Regions from separate parts of the Homo sapiens genome. Here region 2 is linked to region 1. Evidence: read pairs that join two places in POLR2A ChIA-PET (ENCODE). Cell type or tissue: Panc1. All regions are shown on one strand. Each heading gives the region's core, and the rest is flanking DNA. Links, peaks and the distances in the headings are about the cores only.

Region 1 (10,159 bases), core at 1,943-6,942:
TTACTCCTGGGAGAGCCAGCCATTTTGTTCTACTCAGGCCTTTGACTGATTGGATAGGGCCCACCCCTATTAAGGCGGGCAGTCTACTCTACTGAATCCATCCATTCAATGGTACTCTTATCCAGAATCACCCTCACAGACATACTAAGACTGTTTGACCAACTGTTTGGACATCCCATAATCCAAAGTGGCACATAACCTGTGCCATTACAAATGTTTAGCCAGGCTAACTTCAAATTCATGATTTTTTTTAACCCATTGGTTTACTAAGCTTGCAATTACAAACAACGAGCCCCAAATCTAATGAATAATGAAGCCTGCAGGGAGAAAGGAGTTGAGAACTTGTTTGCCTGCAGTAGAAGCAGTTGAATTACAGTAAGAAGAGTAAGAATAGTTTAAAATGCCTCCCAAAACATTCAAATGGTATAGATGTAGCAAGGGTTGGTGGGGCAATAGGAAACTCATGGGGGCTTTAGAAATTGGGTAAATCTGTCCCGTCTTGTAGGCTTTTACTTGAAAACTTCACTGGATACTCAGAAAAATTGGAAAGAACTCTAAGAAATATTGACTGTGATCTAACCTTAAGGAAAAGCAACAGCTGTGCAGTTAGATGCAAGAATCTCCTGGAGCCTTCTCCCCTTCAGAATGAAAGTTTTAATCTGTGGTTTAAGAACAAGTGCTGCTGCCATTAGAACATCAGTTGCCACTCAGAGAAGGAAGTAGAAGAAAAAAATTAACTTTTGGAGAGGAAGGACTACCTAGTGAACCCAAAACTAGGGTGAGGAGCAAGATAACTTATAAAAGATATACCCCAGAGACATGCTGCATATCTAAGATGAGGCTTAATCAGAAGAACAGGGACTAATATGTCCCCCTTCTCTCAAGGCACATCACTCCCCACTGCCAACCTAACATATTCAGAATACTGCTAGAGGATGACAGAACTAGAGCAAACATATAGACCCTCTCTAAGCACAGGGCAAAGAGAAGACCAAAATTCAAAATTGCTAATGTTTGCTCTGGTAGCCATTCCCACTCTAGGCACAAGTTATCTCTATAGGAGATTGGAGTGACAAAGAAAGCTTATTAAAGCTTTCTAAATTTAGACAAAAATTATAATGTCAAAAAAGTAAAGTACTTATAAATTAACAAAATACATGCAGAATGTATATGCCAAAATCTACAAATCATTGATTATAAAAATCAAAGATCTACATAAATGGTAATACATGGAGTGCTCATGGATTGGAAGATACGATGATTTCTAAGTAAGAATAAAGTCTTTGAAAATAGTTTCAATGCAATTCAAATCAAAACCCCAGCAGACTTTTTTCTTCTTTTTCTTTTTTGAGACAGAGTCTGGCTCTATTGCCCAGGCTGGAGTGCATGACCCAAACATAATTCACTGCAGACCCGACTTCCAGGGTTCGGGTGATCCTCCTGCCTTAAGCCTTAATTTTTTTCTTATAGATGTCAGTAAGCTTATTCTAAAGTTTATGTGCAAAGATGAAAGAACTAGAGTTTCAAAATTAATTTTGAAGAAAAACAAAGTTTGACTACTCACTACCCAATATCAAAATTTAATATAAAACTACAGTAATCAAGGCAATCCAGTGTAAGTAATGATTACATACACATTAATTGAACAAAATAGAGAGCTCAGAAATAAACCCACATAAATACAGTTAACTGATTTTGACAGAGGTGCAGAGGCAATTCAATGGATAAAAGCCTGTCAACAAATGATGTTAGAGCTACTGAACATTTATATACACAATGAGCAAGAAATTCATGACTTATACTGAAAGCTAATATATAATTAACAAAAAATAAATAATAGAGTTTAACGTAAAATGCAAAAATTATAAAACTCTGAGAAAAAATCGTGGGAGAAAATGTACACAATTATTTGCTAGGCAAAAGGTTTTTAGATACGAAAGCATAATCTATAAAATAAAACATTGGTAAATTGGACTTAATCAAACTTTAAACCTTTTGCTCTGTGAAAGATGCTGTCAGAAGATTAAAATATATGCCATAGACTGTAAGAAAATATTTGCAAATCACATTTCTGACCAAATAAATTTGTGTCCAGACATATGAAGAAGTTCCTAAACTCAACAATAAGAAAACAACCAAACAAAAAGAGGTAAAAGAGAATTTATATTTCAGAAAGGTGAAGTACTCATAAATGTCCCTATTCTTCTTATGAAGTATAACTAAAAACTCTGGACATTATGTATAATGCAAATATAAAATAACTGTAAATGGTGGAGAGAACACAGACACACTAGGGTACCTCTGACCCAAGAAATTATGTGGTGGTGAATTTCTTGGGTTTTCATTTTGCCTTACATATTCTAAAATAGGACCAGAAGTTGGAAACCTAGAAATACCAATGGGCACAGACAAAAGAAGAAAAGCCCTCTCTAGCCAAAGGATCAGAAAAGAGACAGCCTCACCAAATAGAGAACTTTTAGACAACTTCTCTACACAAGCCAAATGCCACAGAAAATTAACTTTGGTCCCCTCCCTGATCCATGCCAGTAAAGTTGAGTAGAGTTCATAGATTACACTCTCATCAAGTTGTAACAAGGTGCCTCCAATTCTGACTGCCTTGGTATCACACAATGTTAAATAAGAAGTTTGGACTTTCATCTTTACCATTCAGTAACTAAGACCCCATAGTGTCACTGGGGACCACTTAAAAACTTTAGACTTTCATCTTCCTCAGGAAGTAATAAGGTACCTCTTTCTAGCTCTGCCATGGTATTGTCAGGGAATTGGGAAGAGGGAAACAGAATCACACAATTAGAACATTACATTAATAATTACCACAGGCAACATCTGATGCATGCTAAAACTAGTGGATATAAATTTAAATAGGTACAAAATATGCACATAGTTTCTAAGTGTCCTTCCCTCCCCCAAAATTATTTAACAATTAAGTAGGAAAAAATAATAACTATAGAGTGGACAATCGAGGCATGTAACAGTTTAAGCAAGTATCAACCTCATATATTTCCTGATGTGATGTGAGAAGACATCACCTTTGCATGATCCTTCTTAACAATGCATAGCCTGAGTCTATTCGTGAGAAAACATGAGACACTCTAAGTTGCAAAACATTCTAAAAAGTAACTACTTTAAAAAAGTGTTATGGTCATTAAAAAGTCTATGATAAACTTTGAGTTAATTTTGTAACTGGTGCAATTAAAGGAAGAGTCAGTATTTATTTTTATTGTTTTTCCTTATAGGTCAACCAATTGTTCCAGTGCATTGAAGGGCTAGCATTTCATCATCGAATTGCTTTGTACCTATGTTGAAAATAAAATGGTGATGTGTATGTGGCTGTATTTCTGGACTCTACTTCATTCCATTAAACTCTTTATTTTTGGCCAATACCAGACAATGTAGACTACTGTAAATATATAATAATTCTTGAAATGAAAAGAATAACATCTCTTAGTCTTTTTCTTTTGTAAGAATTGGTTTATCTCTTTTAGATTCTTTATATTTCCGTATATATTTTAGAATTAGCTGCTCTATTTCTTTTTCAAAAAAGCCTATTGCATTTTTTGTTGAATCTACAGATCAATTTAGAGAGAATTTGTAATATAACTTCCATCTAAGAAAATTGAAGAGAAAATTAAACACAAAGCAAATTGGCATGCTACCTTCCCATAGCTTTGACATTTCACAATTGAAAAAAAAAATCATTAAGCTTCATCATGGCAGTGAGGAAAAGATTTGTAAAAAGGAGGAAAGATATGAGTAAAATTAGTTCATTGTAGGATTTGGGCCCAAAAGGAATTAGGAAACAATGAAGATATGCTGCTCAGAACCTGGCCATAAACCACATTTTTGCCTTTTGTCCCAAGGATTTCTCTTTTAAAATCTTTTGGCACATACTGGCTAATTCAAAAATCTGTAATAAAGTTTTTCTTTTTTCACATGGTTTTAACTGCATTGTGACATACATGGAGTCCAGCTCTTTGGAATCTCTTTACCAGCTCTTTTCAATTTCTTTAAGTAGTGCTTCCAGGTTTATGCTATGTTTAACCTTCCCTGACTGTTCCCGTCTAAAGTTGGTCTTGTATTTCTATAATCACACTTCTATATGATCACAGTGTCCCCTTATATTACTTATATGGCTAGAAACTATGTGTTCATCCATATTAGTTTAGTTAGTCCAGTATATCTTTTCACTTAAACAAGAATGTTATATGCTTTCATGTTCACATATTTAATTGTAAAGACAGAAACAAAGCAGAAGTCAGATTAGTCTCCTTATTCTTGTCATAGTTTTTCATTTCTCTCCTTGGCAAACTGGTTTTATGTTAATACCAATAGATTAGAAGTGGCCGTCTGGAAGGCTGTATGGGCAAAGACTGAGAAACCACATCTCTAGTTAGTAGCTAAGTGATTTGAAAATGGCAAAATCAATTAACAATATCTGACAGTGATTTGGGCAGAAGCTGCCAGTGTTTCAAACCTGCATTATACTATTGGCCCAAATGCAGACCTATTCCTTTGCTAGTCCTCTCATTATAAACATGGTTCAAAAGGGATTTATAATGTTATTATCTTTGTCTAGGCTTATCATATCTATCTTATAGTTTATAGGAAAGTTCTAGTCATTGAATTTGGTTTCATATGATCATTTTTAATCACTGTATTTGCATTCCTATTTAAAACCAAGCTGATGCAATCTCTCTCTCTCTTTCTCTCTCTCACTCTCATCATCCTCCCTCACTGCTACCCCTCCCAATTCGCTGGTAATCAATATAATACTCTTCTATGAAATCAACTTTTTATAGGCCTATAATGGATAGACAAGTAAAAGACTGGTCTTTCAGAACAGATAGTTTGCAAAGTTTTTGGTGAAAGAATTTGATTAACTTAAATGACACCCTACATTTGGAAAAGGATTATAATCTAAATATGAAATCTTTGAAACATGGGCCTTATTAGTCCTAATTATTTTATGTAAAATTATTTTGTAGTTTTAATTTGCATTATTTTCTTTTTTAATCAATTTTTATTTGTAAGTGACATAATCATTGCACATATTGGTTGGGTACAATATGATGTTTCAATGTATAATGATCAAATAAGACTAATTACTATATTCATTACTTTAAATATTTATAATTTCTTTGTGGTGATAATCAAAACCTTCTCCTCTAGCTATGTTCAAATATACGCTACATTATCATGTGCTATAGTCATCTTACTGTATAATAGAACACTAGAACTTATTCTTCCTGTCAAGCTGTAACTTTGAATCTATTGACCATCCTCTCTCAATCCTCCCTCCCAATTCTCTGGTAATCAATATAATACTCTTTTATGAAATCAACTTTTTTAGATTCCACAAATGCATGAGATCATGCAGTGTTTGTCTTTCTGTGTCTGACTTATTCCACTTAACATAATGTCCTCCAAGTTCATTCATGTTGCCTGCAGTGACATGATTTTATTCTGTTTTATGACTGAATAGTATTTCACTGTGTATGTATATTATATTTTCCTCATTCAGTCATTAGTAGATGGGCATTTAGGTTGATATTTTTATTGTCTATTGTGTATAGTGCTCCAATAAACATTGGAGTGCAGATATCAATTTGAAACACTGATTTCAATTCCTTTGGATATATACCCAGTAATGGGATTGCTGAGTTATATGGTAGTTCCATTTTTAGCTTTATGAGGAAATTCTATACTGTTTCACATAATGGTGGCACTGATTTCTATCCCAGCAACAGTGCATAAGAGTTCCCCTTTCTCCACATCTTTGCCAGCTTTTGTAATTTTTTGTTTTGTTTTGTTTGTTTATTTTTTTATGATAATCATTCTAACTGGGGTGAGGTTATACAACATTTTGGCTTTGATTTCCATTTCCCTAATGATTAGTGATGTGTAATTTTTTTTCACGTAACTTTTGGCCATTTGCATGCTTTCATTTGAGAAATGTCTATTCAGTTCTTTTGCCCAGTTTAAAATTAGAATTTCTTTCGCTGCTAAGGGTTCCTTACATATTCTGGATATTAATTGTTTGTTGGATGCATAATTTGCAAATACTTCCCCCCATTCTGTAGGTTGTCTCTTCACTCTATTGATTTTTTTCTTTGCTGTGCAGAAGATTTTAGTTTTGTGTAATCCCATCTGTATATTTTTTATTTTGTTGCCTGTGCTTTCAAGGCCTTACTCAAAATATTGTTGCTGTCCAATTTCATGAAGCAATTTCCTTATGTTTTCTTTTACTAGTTTCATAGTTTCTGGTCTTACATTGAAGTCTTTAATCCATTTAGGGTTGATTTTTGCATAGGGTGAGAGATAGTTATATAGTTTTATTTTTTCTATAAGTCAATACTCAGTTTTCCCAGTACTATTTATTGAAAAGACTGCCATTCCCTCAATGTGGATCCTTGGCACCTTTGCTGAAAATCAGTTTCCTGTAAATGGATGATTTCTGGGTTTTCTTTTTTGTTCTGTTAGTCTATATGTCTCTTTTTATGCCAGTACTATGTTGTGTTACTTACTATAGCTTTTCTGTATATTTTGGAGTTAGGTAATGTAATGTCTTCGGCTTTGCTCTCTTTGTTCAACATTGCTTTGGCTCGCTGGAGTCTTTTGCATTTCTAGATAAATTTTGAAATATTTTTTCTATTTCTGTGAAGAATGTCATTGGCATTTTGATAAACATTGCATTGAATCTATAGACTGTTTTTGTAATATGAATATTTTGACAATATTAATTCTTCCAATCCATGAACATAGGATATCTTCCTTTTTTTTTTGTTCTTTTCCATTTCTTTCATCGATGTTTTATTGTTTTCATTGTAGAGCTCTTTCACCTCCTTAGTTAAGTTTATTCCTAGGTATTTTTTGTAGCTATTGTAAATAAAATTGCTTTTTGGATTTCTTTTTCAGATAGTTTACTGTTGACAAATTCAAGTGCTACTGATTTTTCTATGTTGATTTTGAATAGAAATTTGTGTTGTTTCTAATAATTTTTTTTGGTGGAGTGTTTAGGGTTTTCTATACATTAATATATGTGAAAATGTTATCTGCACACAGGAACAATTTAACCTCCTCCATTCAATTTGAATGCCTTTTATTTATTTCTCCTGCTTAATTGTTCTTGCTAGAACTTCCAGTGTTATGTTGTATAAACATGGGACGAGTGGACATTCTTGTTTTGTTCTAGATATTAGAGGAAAAGCTTTTAACTTTTCTCTATTCAATTTGATTTAGCTGTGGGTTTCTCATATAGGGCCTTTATTATGTTGAGGTATGTTCCTTCTATACTCAATTCGTTGACAGTGTTTTCATGAAGGTATATTTAATTTTATCAAATGCTCTCCCAGCATCTATTAAAATGATCATGTAGTTTTTGTCCTTGATTTTGGTAATGTGATTGTGTTTATTAATTTGCATATGTTGAATATTTTCTGCATCTCTGAGATGAATCCCACTTGATCACAGTGAGTGATTATTTTTAATGTGCTGTTGAATTGAGTTTGCTAGTATTTTGTTGAGGATTTTTTCATCTATGTTCATCATGAATACTGGACATTAGTTTCCTTTTTTGTTGTATCTTTGTCTGGTTTTGGTATCAGAGTAATATTGGCTTTGTAGAATAAGTTTAGAAGTATTCCCTCCTTTCAATTTTTTGAAATAGTTTGAGTAGAAGTGCTATTCTTCTTTAAATGGCTAGTAGAATTCAGCAGTGAAGCCGTCAAGTCTTGGGCTTTCTTTGATGAGACACTTTTTATTATTTCTTCATTCTCATTACTCATTGGCCTTCTCAAGTTTTTTATTTCTTCATGATTCAATCTTGGTAAGTTTTTGTGTCCAGGAATTTATCCATCTCTTCTAGGTTTTCTGATTTGTTGGGATATACTTGTTTGTGGTAGTCACTTATTATCCTTTGTATTTCTGTAGTATCCATTGCAGTGTCTCCTTTTATATCTCTGATTTTATTTACTTGTTTGTTCTCTCTTTTTTTCTTGGTCTAGCTAAAGGTTTGTCAGCATTCTTTATCTTTTCGAAAAAACAATAGCTCATTGTTTTGTTGATTTTTTTATATTTTGTCTCTATTTTGTTTATTTTTGCTTTGATGTTTATTATTTCTTTTTTTCTAATTATTCAGGTTTTGATTGTTCCTGTTTATCTAGTCCTTTGAGGTATAATGTTAGGCTGCTTATGTGAGATCTTTGTATTTTTTTGATGTAGGCTCTTGGAAATGAGGTTTACAGAATTCTGAAAACTCACTTAAATTGAACAAACTTTTAGCTGTAACAAAAGCTGGCTTAATGTGCATATTGAAACTAATATTCCTTGAAAGTGTTAGCTTCAAAAGATATCAGAGATATCATTTCAAGAAGTCTGTTTCTATAAACTTTTCTCTTAGAACTGCTTGTTTTCCATGCATTTAACGTCACATGAATACTTCAATTAGTTTAAGAATTGACTGCAGATTTTCAATGCATTGTTAAAAGAAAATAGCCTGTCCTAAACCAAAGATTTCTCATCAACATCCACACAAAAGTTTTTAGTGAATCACTAGATTCTAGGTGCAAATTCATTGTTATGCAATTTGAAAACTAAAAATAATACTATGATATAGTTCTTTAGTGGGCACAGTATAGCTTATAGTTAATACCTTCTGGATTCAAAAATATTTTATCTATCTGAACAGTTTCCCTGACAAGTAAATTATATGATAAACAGGTCTGTGGACAACTTAAGTGCTTTGACATATCTTATAATTCATCATTTAATCTTAGAAATTATTTTATATTTCTATTTAATGACTATTGCTCTATTTCATAGATTAATCATTAAATCTTATACATTATTTTATATCTATATTGTTAAAAAGTAAATGTATTTAAACACCCATAAAGAAATACATTACTGCAATTTATTACTATCCAAGGTAGTTTTGAATTAAATATTTCAATTCCAATATTGACAACTATGAAGGAGAATTTAGAGGTGCACTTCAATATTATGTTCTCTTCTTTTACTATGAAAAATGTTGAAATACATCATGAGTGAGATATCTTTGTTTACAACTCTAGCTGTGCTCTTATGCTTTGGTCATTCTTCCTGTCCCATTTGCTTTTCTTTTGATGTAACCTCAAAGAGTAGACTAATGATGCAAGTTCGTGAATGAAAAATAATACTACATGTAAATACTTGTTCTTTTAGTACAAATTATTTGAAGCCAAATATATGGATTTGACTAGTTATTAAATCAAGATCTTGTGATAAGAACTTACCACATCTTTAAGTGGCATACTTTAATTGGCTTCTAACTATGTAGAAGTTCTTGGCATTTTATATTAATAGTAAAAACTAATTGGAAATAATGTTACCTAAATCATCCAAACAAAGCAGTTTTTAGCTAGCTGGCCTGGTTGCAGTTTTTCTCAATATCTCATTGAAGTACTCTTGAAGATATGGAGTAAGTGAACTGATAATCTGATAGAAAAGACTGAACAGAAAACCTAATGCCAGGTTCTGGTAAAACTCGACTATTATTATGAATAGATGGAAGGGTGTTAAGTGTAATTTAGCCACATTTGGCATATGATTTATTTTAGTTTTGCTTTATAAAGCAAAATACCTGATAAAAAGCAACGATATGATTTTTCATTCCTTCTTGCCAGAATCTGTACCTTGTTTCAGAAACTTAGAGATGAACAAAATGGAGAACTTGGCACTTATTTCCTCTATAACTCTTGGAGTTACTTCCTGAGGTAAAGAGAATCCTTGATTTCTTTCCTGCTTCCCCAGATACCATCTTTCTGTATCTGGGGAGAGACTGCCACTCTCAGAAAATAACAGGAAATAAAAGACTTACAGGTAATGCCTGGAAATAATAAAGTAATACGTATGTTTTTTAAATAAAAAGTTTTAACCTGTTAGAAAAGAATGAAGACAACAAAGACATTTTCAAATATGCAAGCCCTGTTTTTAAAACTGAGATATAAGAAAAACAAATTTACTCTAAAAAGGGGAAATAATGGAAACAAGAATTATGAATAAGTCCTAAAATTTCATGCAGTTATCAAAAGCTACTTTTGTAAAAAAGACATATGTTGTATAAATCATACTATAATAATAATAATTTGGCCTTAGAATC
Region 2 (10,159 bases), core at 2,333-7,332, 640 kb before region 1:
ATATATTACCTAGTATATGAGTATCATTCTTTCTGAAGAATAGATTCCTGGAAGTGAAAGTGATGGGTCAAATTATATTTATATTTTAAATTTTAATAGATTCTCCCAAAGTATTCCCCAAGTATATCATACTACTTCATACTCCTAAAAACTGTGTGTAAGACTTCATTTTTTCAGACTTTAGCCAGATAATGCTAACAGTTTAGTTATTGAAAATCCAGTGGGTACAAATTGTATTGCATTTGGCTTTAATTTGCATTTTCTTGCCGATAGTGAAGTTGAGCATATTTATACTTTTTGGCTGTTTACAGGTATTTTGTGACTTTTATGTTCATAGTATTTATATGTTGGTCTATTGTGTCTTTCATTTCTTTAATCATTGTGTATGTTAGAAATATTAACTCCTTGTCTCATATATGTTTTACAAATATTTTATCCTAATTTGTTGGTTGTATCTGGACTTTTTTCCTCTTTAAGTTGGACTTTCCACACTGAACTTAAAATATTCTCCCATAGTGCCTTCTAATACTTTTATAGCTTTATTTTTTCCCTTTAGATATTTAATCTACATATACTTATGCATATGATGGCTGAAAATATATAGTTTTATTTTCATCCACATGGGTGCTTGATTTTTTCATAGTAGAATAAGTACAAAATCCGAGCTAGAAATTGAGAAATGAATAGGATCTTACAAATTCCTTAGTCCATGGTTCCATTTCACTATTCAGATGACTAATTCCCACCAAAAGAAAACCCCAGAGTTTAAGGCAATTTGATTTGAATGTTAAAGTTTGCTGGCTCATCTGAAATTACGTCATTTGGTCAGATCATCTCTTGCCATGACATTTCCTGCTGCATGGGTCTGCATTAATCAATTTGGCTTGTACTGTTTTCACGTTTAGCTTCCCCTTCTAGATATCTTTGGCCTTCCCTAAAATTATACCCCTTTACACACCATTATTTCAAACAGATGGTAATGATTATTATTGCATCTTTTCTGTAAGATAATGTTTTGTTTTGTTTTTTCAAAATTCTGAGAGTTTCTGCAACTTCTGGTTTGGTTCAACTCTCTTCTGAAAATAACAAAGCTTAATATTCCATTAATAAATGGCTACCAGACAGGAAGATACTCATTTTTGTAGGCCAGGCTCAGGTAGGAAATATATATGAAATTTGATTTTTAAAATGTATGTATATCGGCACATTTGGGCAAAAGTTCTAAAGGGATAAGCCATGGTACAAGTTTTCATGTTTTATTTTTTATTCTTTTTAGACAGGGTCTCACTCTTGCCCAGACTGGAGTGCAGTGGTGTGATCACAGCCCACTGTGGCCTTGACTTCCCGGGCTCAGCTGATCCTCCTAACTCGCCTCCTGAGTACCTGGGACTACAGGCATGCATCACCACACCTGGCTAATTTTGTATTTTTAGTAGAGACGGGGTTTTGCCATGTTTCCCAGGCTGGTTTCAAACTTCTGGACTCAAGTGATCTGCCCACCTCAGCCTTCCAAAGTGCTGGGATTATAGACATTGAGCCACCACACCTGGCCACAAGTTTGTTTTTGAGAGGAATTGTTTTAATTTTTGTTAGCATTATTTATTAGCATTTATTGTTGTTTCAGTTTTAGTTGCTGAAGTAACCATATTGGTTGAAGAAAATTTAGAAAATACAAGGGTAAAGAAAAATTATGGGCTGGGTGCAGTGGCTCACGCCTGTAATCCCAGCACTTTGGAAGGCCGAGGCGCATGGATCATGAGGTCAGGAGATGGAGACCATCCTGGCTAACACGGTGAAATCCGGTCTCTACTAAAAATACAAAAAATTAGCTGGGCGTGGTGGCAGGTGCCTGTAGTCCCAGCTACTCGGGAGGCTGAGGCAGGAGAATGGCATGAACTCGGGAAGTGGAGCTTGCAGTGAGCCAAGATCACGCCACTGCACTCCAGCCTGGGCAAGAGGGCAGGATTCTGTCTCAAAAAAAAAAAAAAGAAAAGAAAAGAAAAATTGTGTTCTGACATAATCACTTTAAATATTTTAATCTATATCTTTTTTAGTTTTATATATACATATGCAGTTTTTGACCAAAATTAATATCATAATGAACATATTTATTTTTTTAATTTACTTTTATGACTTAAAAGAGTAATTGAAAATTATGTGTTTAGCAATAAAACCTGGAAAGACTGATGGCAGTTCAACTTACAGTTTGCTCTTGCCCTTTGAAGAGGATGTATCTCTTTCACTTGATTTTACTTTTTAAAACTTTTCTCAATTCTTAATAATTATGTTTTCTTCCTCACTTTTTGAGAATAATGGTGTCAAATTGCTAAAAAAAAATCACCACTTTGGAAAGAAACCAGAATATTTTCCTTCAACAGGAATCTGGGGTGAAATGAATAAATTATGTAAGTTCAAGTTATTGAGCAATTTTTCCCTGTGAGTGGACAAGTATTTGAAAGAAATAAAGAATACTAGATCAATGCAGCAAGTGGATCTAAGAAAGTATGATGTACCATTATAGAATGTTTACCTGGCATTCAAGAAGATAATTCAAAGCTACTATAGCAATAACTAAAGGTAAATATATGGTTTGAAAACAATGTTTAGATAGAAAAAAAGAGTATTAATTATCTAAACCTTCAAATAAAGGAGATAGAAAAAGAACCACAACATAGACAAAGAACAAAACATGAAATAAGGGAATAATAAAGATAATGCCACTAAAAGGAAATGGAAAACAGAGAGGTAATTTCCACAACTGAAAGTTATTTTTCAAAAAGATTAGTGGGCCAGACATGCATTTGAACAGATTGATCATTAGTAAGAATGTATATATAAACAAAACACAGAATGAAGTATTAGTAGATGAAATAACAAAAGATATAAAAGACATAATGAAACATCAAGTTGTGACTAGTATAATAATTTGATAATACATTAGAAAGCCAAATGAAATGGGCAAATGATTTAAAAATGTAAAGTGACAAAATTAGTAAAACATAAAAAAAACTTGAATAGGCTAATAGCCACTAAATATATTGAATTACTATTGAAAATGTTTTTTTATCTTAGGAAGTACCAGAAAAAGAAAAGTCTACGGGCAATTCCTACTACATATTCATGCAACAATATTAATCCCTATTTTATACAGGTTTAATCAAAAATAGGAAAAGAGAAAAAATGTCAAAGTATTGTTATGAGGCCACATTTTATTGCCCTTGGCCACATTTCCTCAAGAAGACTTTTACCTTTCAAAACCATTAAGCAAGGAGCTTTTTCTACTTCCATTCTATTTCAATTTCTATTTCCTTTTCAATTTAAAAGGCCTTCAGAATTGTATTTTTTATAATGAGAAAAAGAATTAGTTCCCTCTGTTTTCCATCTATCAAATAAGAGCAATTTACAAGTCAAACCTACAAAATAGTACTGAGAGAACAAAAGTGCTGAATTTTATTCCACTACAAAAATTTTAATATTAGCGCTTCTCTCCCTTAGTAATGTTTTAACTACTGATGACAGGTTTTATAATTAGTCATAAAACATTTTAAAATAAATTCTTGCTATTCATTCTGGAAAACAGAAAAATCATTTATCTAGTGTAAAGAAAGAGTGGAAAAACCTTTGTTCATATGACGAATTTTTTTTTAGAGACGGGATCTCCCTCTGTCACCCAAGATGGAGTGCAATGGTGCGATCATGACGCACTGCAGCCTTGAAACCCCTGGGTTCAAGCTATCCAACCTCAGCCTCCCCAGTAGCTGGGACTACAGGTGTGTACCACTACACCTGGCTAATTTTTAAAGTTTTTTGTAGAGAAGGAGTCTTGCTATGTTGCCCAGGGTGGTCTTGAACTGTACCCTCAAGTGATCCTCTCACCTTGGCCTCCAGAAGTGCTGAGATTATAGGTGTGAGCCACTGCACCTGGCCTGAATCCTTAATATTAATATATATATATTTTTGAGACAGAGTCTTGCTCTGTCACCCAGGCTGGAATGCAGTGGTGTGATCTCGGCTTACTGCAACCTCCGCCTGCCACATTCAAGCAGTTCGCCTGCCTCAGCTTCCCAAGTAGCTGGGACTACAGGCGTGTGCCACCATGCCCGTCTAATTTTTTTATATTTTTGGTAGAGACAGGGTTTCACCATGCTGGTCAGGCTGGTCTCGAACTTCTAACCTCATGATCCTCCCACCTCGGCTTCCTAATTTAATATTAATTTGTATAGCAATTTTATATAAATTAATATTTAATTTGTATACAAATTAAATATTAATTTGTGTAGCAAATGTTTAGTGATCTAATAGATGTAGGTTGGAAGAGCTTATGTTGAAGTAATCTCTGCATATAGCATAGTGCTTACTAGCTCAGGCTTTGTAGTTAATAAGCCTGGATTTTATATCCAGGTCTTCTTTACAAGCTGTGTGGCCTTGGGCAAGTTATGTAAACTCTCTTAGCCTCCTCATCTTTAAAATGGTAACATTATTTTAGAGAGTTTTTGTGAGAATTAAATTAGGTGATGAATATATGTAAGTTAAGAATAGCTGTCTCACAATAATCTTCATCTTAGTTATTATCTGTGCTATGATGTTTATTGTTGGAAGAGTTCAATTATAATGTAAAGAATCTTTAGCTAAAAGTTTAAGCAACATAATATACCTGATTGACAAAAATGTCTTCAAAATAACTTTTTGAAAGACACATTTATTTTGCTAAACGAAATAATGCTGTAGAAAGATTCCACAGGTTTTTACTATCATCTAATGTCCTGGGATCCAATGAAAAAGACTAAAATTTGTGGTTGAAAAGATTTTTTAAAATCACCAAAAACTTGGAGATAAGGCCAATGAAGTACAGCATGACCTTTCAACATCAACCTGGGGAATTGGTTAATACGCCCATCCAATTAATATCAAATTATTCAGAGCTACACTGTCCAATATTTTAGCCATTGACTATATGTGGTTATTGAGCACTTGGAATGTGGCTAGTCAAAAGTGAGATGTGGTTTAAGTGCAAAATTTTGGAGTACAAATACAATTTCCATTTTTAATGCAATGAACAAAGAATCTTAGTAGAAAATCTACCCACCTCAGCCTCCCAAAGTGCTGGGATTATAGGCGTGCACCACTGCGCCTGGCTGAGAATATTCTTGATATATTGAGTTACATAATTTTTTTGTTAAAATTGTTTTCACTTTTTTTTTTTTTAACGTACCTGCTAGAGAATTTCAAATCACATAGTGGCTTAAATTATACTTCCATTTGATGGTGGTGGTTTAAAGGAATGCAGCTCTGTATGACTCACTGTTTACCATTAACTAAGGTCCTGACTCTCTAAAATTACATGTTACGTGGTAGATTTCATTCCAGTAGGAATGCAAATGATTTCTCTCTGGTAGAGAGGATAATTCCATCGCTTATGATTTTATTGTCCTGAAAGATAAGCAGCTTTGTAAATAACCTAGGAAGCCCATAAAAACATTTTTTAAACATGTGTACAAATATCCAGAACTTCAAAATGGCCTTTTATCCACCTTTCTTATTTTCTTGATTCCCTCATTGAAGAGTTATAAATCTTTGCTATGTGTTCAGGCTAGTGATTTAATAGATTTTTGTTTGTTTGTTTGTTTGTTTTGAGACAGAGTCTCACTCTGTTGCCCAGGCTGGAGTGCAGTGGCGTGATCTCGGCTCATTACAACCTCCATCTCCCAGGTTCGAGCAATTCTCCTCCTCAGCCTCCTGAGTAGCTGGGATTAGAGGTGCAGGCCACTACGCCCGGCTGATTTTTGTATTTTTAAGTAAAGATGGGTTTCATCATGTCGGCCAGGCTGCTCTTGAATTCCTGACCTCAAGTGATCTGCCTGTCTCAGCCTCCCAAAATGCTGGGATGACAGGCGTGAGCCACCGTGCCCGGCTTAATAGATATTTTAGAAGGCTTAAAATATTTCATTTTCAACTAATAATATACATGAAAGTTATTGTCTGACTTTCCGAAAATTATATACTTTGATGCAGGTAAGTCCTTATTATATTACAAATATATAATAACGTTAAATTAGCTTGGCTTTTACTGCCCTTCTTCTGTTAACTAACAGCATGATAATTTTCCTAAATCCAGCTATGACATAATCTAGTATTGTTCTGAAAGTCACTTTGTAATCCAGAATTCACAAACTACACAAAGATAAATATAACCGGAAGTTTATAGATTGCTGTTATCTGTTGTTTGCAAGGATGTGAGCATAGATATCATAGTTTTATGTTAATGTAGGCTATTTATTTCATGCTGCTTTGAGCAGCTAATCATTAATGTTCTCAGCAAGCCTTAAAGTTAAGCCGGTATTTGTCTGGCTCTGATGAAAAGACATAGACTTACCAATAATTTAAGCGCAAGCATTTCCTTAAAAGTTTCATTTTTTACCTCATGTGGTGGTATTTCTACCTCATGTGGTCGTAATTCTACTTTAAGTTCAATGAACAAGAATCTTAAAATTTTAACATTCCTGACAGATGCAAAACAGTGGAAGTACATATGACTCCACAGAGGTGTTAATTTATAAATAAAAGTTAGTGCTTACCTAGAAATCAAACTTGGTTCTCTTCAACTGCTAGTGGATGACTTTGATTTTTGTGGGCTCCCCAGAGTGGGAATCAATAACTAAGTTATCTATATTTTATACAGCTCTCAGACTATTGGAGTGAAGTCATTCATTGAAAACTATTTATAAGCATCTACTGTACATCAGCTACTCTCCTTGGCACTGGGACACAACAGCAAACACATGACAAAATCCCTTCCTTCATGAGGTTTCTCTATTATTTGGAGAGGCCCAGTAATTGGAAAAGGGTAGTTGGAGATGAACACAAAGAAATAACCAGGACTACATAATGAAGGGCATTAGAAGAACTTTGGCTTAAGATGTAAAGACATTGGAGGGTTCTAAGCAGAAGAGTAATATGATAAAAATTGCATTAAAAAAAGTCAGACAGACAAGTCTGCTGTTGTGTTGAGGATAGACTGAGGTGGGTGTTACCTCCAGTGGACATGTAGATTGGAGACTATTGTAATAATTAAAGCAAGAGATGATAGGGTTTGGACTGGTGTATTTACTGGAGGCAGCAGAAACTTGTTGGGCTCATGATATAACAGCTTATAGGCTGTAAGATAAAAAATGAAAAAAAGGGTGTCTCCATTTTATTTTTATTTTTTGCCTTAGCAAGTACAAGAATGGAATTGCTATTAACTGAGATAAACAAGACTGTGCAGGAATTGGCAAATAATATCAGGGTTAAATTTTGGATCTGGTGAGTTTGAGAGAATGTCTAAAAAGAGATCACGGGGAGATGTCAAGGAAGTTGTCCTAGGTGAGCGTCTAAGAGTCTGGCGTTCAGAAGATATTTCAGTGCTGGGTATATATATTAGGAAGTCTTGGGTGTGAACGTGTTATTGGTGACATTTAAACCAATAAGAATGAATGACATTAGGAGGAGGCTGAGGTGGGAGAATCAAAGCCAGGAGTTTACAGTGGGCCATGACTGTGTCACTGCAGGAGTTTACAGTGGGCCATGACTGTGTCACTGCACTCCAGCCTGGGCAAGAAAGAGAGACTCTGTCTCTAAAAGAAAAAAAAAAAAAATAAAACGATGAGATTACCAAGAGAGTGTATATAGATAAGAAAGAGATCAGGCCTAGGACTAAGTCCTGGGGCATTTCAGCCTTTCTACTCGCATAACCTGAGTAAATTCAGGTATCTGATTTATTTAATCCAGTATTTGCTGCATTTCTTTTTCTAAAGAGCACATTTCTTTTCAAGAATTACACATTAAAATTCCAGGGAACTTAAATTATGCAAAATATCCTTTGGGAAATGATTTAATTTCATTGCCTCATCTTTCCACTTAATGTTGCTTATGTCAACAATGCTATTAAATACGTACTTGCCTTTATTTCAGTAGTTTTCATAGTGAAATTGGAAAGGTGATAGGATAATCCATTTGATAAAACTGGCAATAGCATTAAATCCTACCCTCCCCTTTTATTAATTTTCAATTATAATCATCAAATCTTGATCAGAAGCAAAGAAGTTTCAAGTCATTTGTTTTCTTTCCCTCAAAATATTTAAACAAAAATTTAGAAAATTATTTTAACATGTTAAAAGACAGACCTTTCCTTCTAGTTGGAACTATAAATTCTCCAAGCCTGGTGTTCTTTAAGAAGGACATTTATTATTTCTGTTACTTGGAGATCTTCTCTCTTTTGATATACTTGAGTGTCTCAGAGAAGCTTCTTAAAGTGTATTAGAAAAAACTGAAAAATGAAGATTCAAATATTGATTTCAATATGCCATAAACATACTAAATAAATGTTGATTATTTCAACCTATGCCACCTTGTATATGTGAACACAAAGCTCATACATATACTCTTTTTCTTTTCTTTTCTTTTTCTTCTTTTTTTTTTCAGAAATAAACACTATCACTAACCATCTGGTATCCTATGATTCCTGAAAATAAAATCTATTTCTAGGAACAATTTAAACCGTAGAAGAACTTCACTGTGTCATGAATTAAACTTTCCTATTTTTTTGTCTTTGGATGACATCCTCTGGGAAAGTGCCCCATTTATATTTCAGTGACTTCAATTCTGGTTGCTACCTTGTTCTCTATTTTTTAAAGTAAAAATATTTGATTTTTAACTACTACTTTCCCACACAGCATAACAGTCATCCTTTAGTAGAATATATGCTATATCCAGAGAATTCTTATTTCTATGAAGGAGGCAAACAGATAAAATTTGCAATCTTTGGCCTTAGAGAAACATGGTGGTCAAAATTAGTAAGCATTATTGTTGTTTGTCTCACATTAGCTTTACCTGAGACTAGAGCATCTTTAACTTTGGACATTAACAGAAAGCACATTATCAGCATTTCCACTCATAGTTGCAAGATCTAACTTTCACAAACTAAATCAAAAGCCTTATGATTGGATTCTGATCCCTGTGGTAACAAGGGAATTTCAAATTATGCAACTTTCATTTGTTGTTTTAGCACTTTCTCATGCCTCTGGGAGAGTGCAGATTTCTGTAGAATCCAGGAAGGTGCCAGAATTCATCAATGTTCTCACTGGGAAATGCACGGGAGATGAACATTCAGGCCAGAGTTCAGGAAGCCCTATGCTGTTTTGGTCCATCAGCTATCTAAATGAACAAAAGAGAAATGTGTGAACAGAATTCACTGAATCAGTTTCTATAAAGGGTGAGACTTACCTGAAAGGTCACTCCTGGGACAAGAAACTTGGCTGCAAATGCTAGATGTCATTTGCTTAATCCTCTTATTCACTACAGAAATAACTAAAACCAAGCTTATAAAGGCATGATAACAAAAAAGAATGGTTGAACATGACTACAACTATGATGTGGAAGTAGAACTATACTCTGTTGGCCAAACGGTCAAATTTATTTTTCGTACTTACCAGAAAGCATGCACATGCAACTGAGGGCAACAGTACAAGGTGTTTTGGAGTGCCATCTTGAATAAGTGATGTTAACATTAAATTCCCAGTGAAGACTTTAGTTTCCCAGCTTATAAAATTATAACAACAATAATAATAATTATAATACCTGACTAAACACTGCATAGTCTGAAGACAATTGAGTGAGGTTATGCCTATGAAAATGATTGCACATTACTGAGTTTGATGTATAAATGCCAATTAAAAGCTGCAAAAATTAAGGACTTCTAAATACATCCTGTCTTACACAATTCAACTTTTCCTTCTGTATTAGCACCAGTAGGGTAGAATAGTGCAGGGAAGTGTTACAATGAGGCTTCCCACTTAGGTGAGGGGAGACAGGAGCTCCTTTAGAGAAGGGCTATAAGTTTTTAAAGGATGTGGAAATGGGATGTGTTTCCTGTTGCCTTGAAATGGAGGAAAAGCCTCAAAGCTAAAACTAGGAGACAGGTTGGTTCCTTCAAACCAAAGGAAGCCAACTTCCTGATTTCTTACACATGGACAAGAGTTTTCCTTTATATAAACTCCTATGTTCCATTGAAACCAACCCAATAATCCCATAGACTGTTCTTTTTGATACACATAGAAATTGACCTTTCTGTTCTTAAAGCTTGAAGCTTACATTTGTTTTATCTGAGTTCCTTCCTCAGGAA

Evidence for each region. Peaks named below come from ENCODE experiments on the same cell type or tissue, not always from the same donor. Only the 100,000 strongest peaks of a DNase experiment are listed, where the experiment ranks them.
Region 2: POLR2A ChIA-PET joins it to region 1 with 5 read pairs; 1 of 35 experiments calls an interaction of 5 or more read pairs at or near these places.

What each region holds. Positions count from the first base shown.
Region 1 is chr7:11,899,541-11,909,699 of GRCh38, reverse strand. All of the region lies in intron 1 of LOC124901589 (a long non-coding RNA gene), which reads left to right. Among named protein-coding and RNA genes, the nearest start is that of THSD7A, 72 kb to the right of the region's middle. In Panc1, for the core only: no CTCF peak of the experiment used is centred there; no DNase peak of the experiment used is centred there; H3K27ac peaks cover 463 bases.
Region 2 is chr7:12,539,953-12,550,111 of GRCh38, reverse strand. It overlaps C7orf78 (chromosome 7 open reading frame 78), which reads right to left. Exons shown (of 6, transcript NM_001386514.1): 6 at 8,842-9,192. The coding sequence ends at 9,189. Among named protein-coding and RNA genes, the nearest start is that of SCIN, 26 kb to the left of the region's middle. In Panc1, for the core only: no CTCF peak of the experiment used is centred there; a DNase peak (open chromatin) is centred at 5,314; H3K27ac peaks cover 2,180 bases.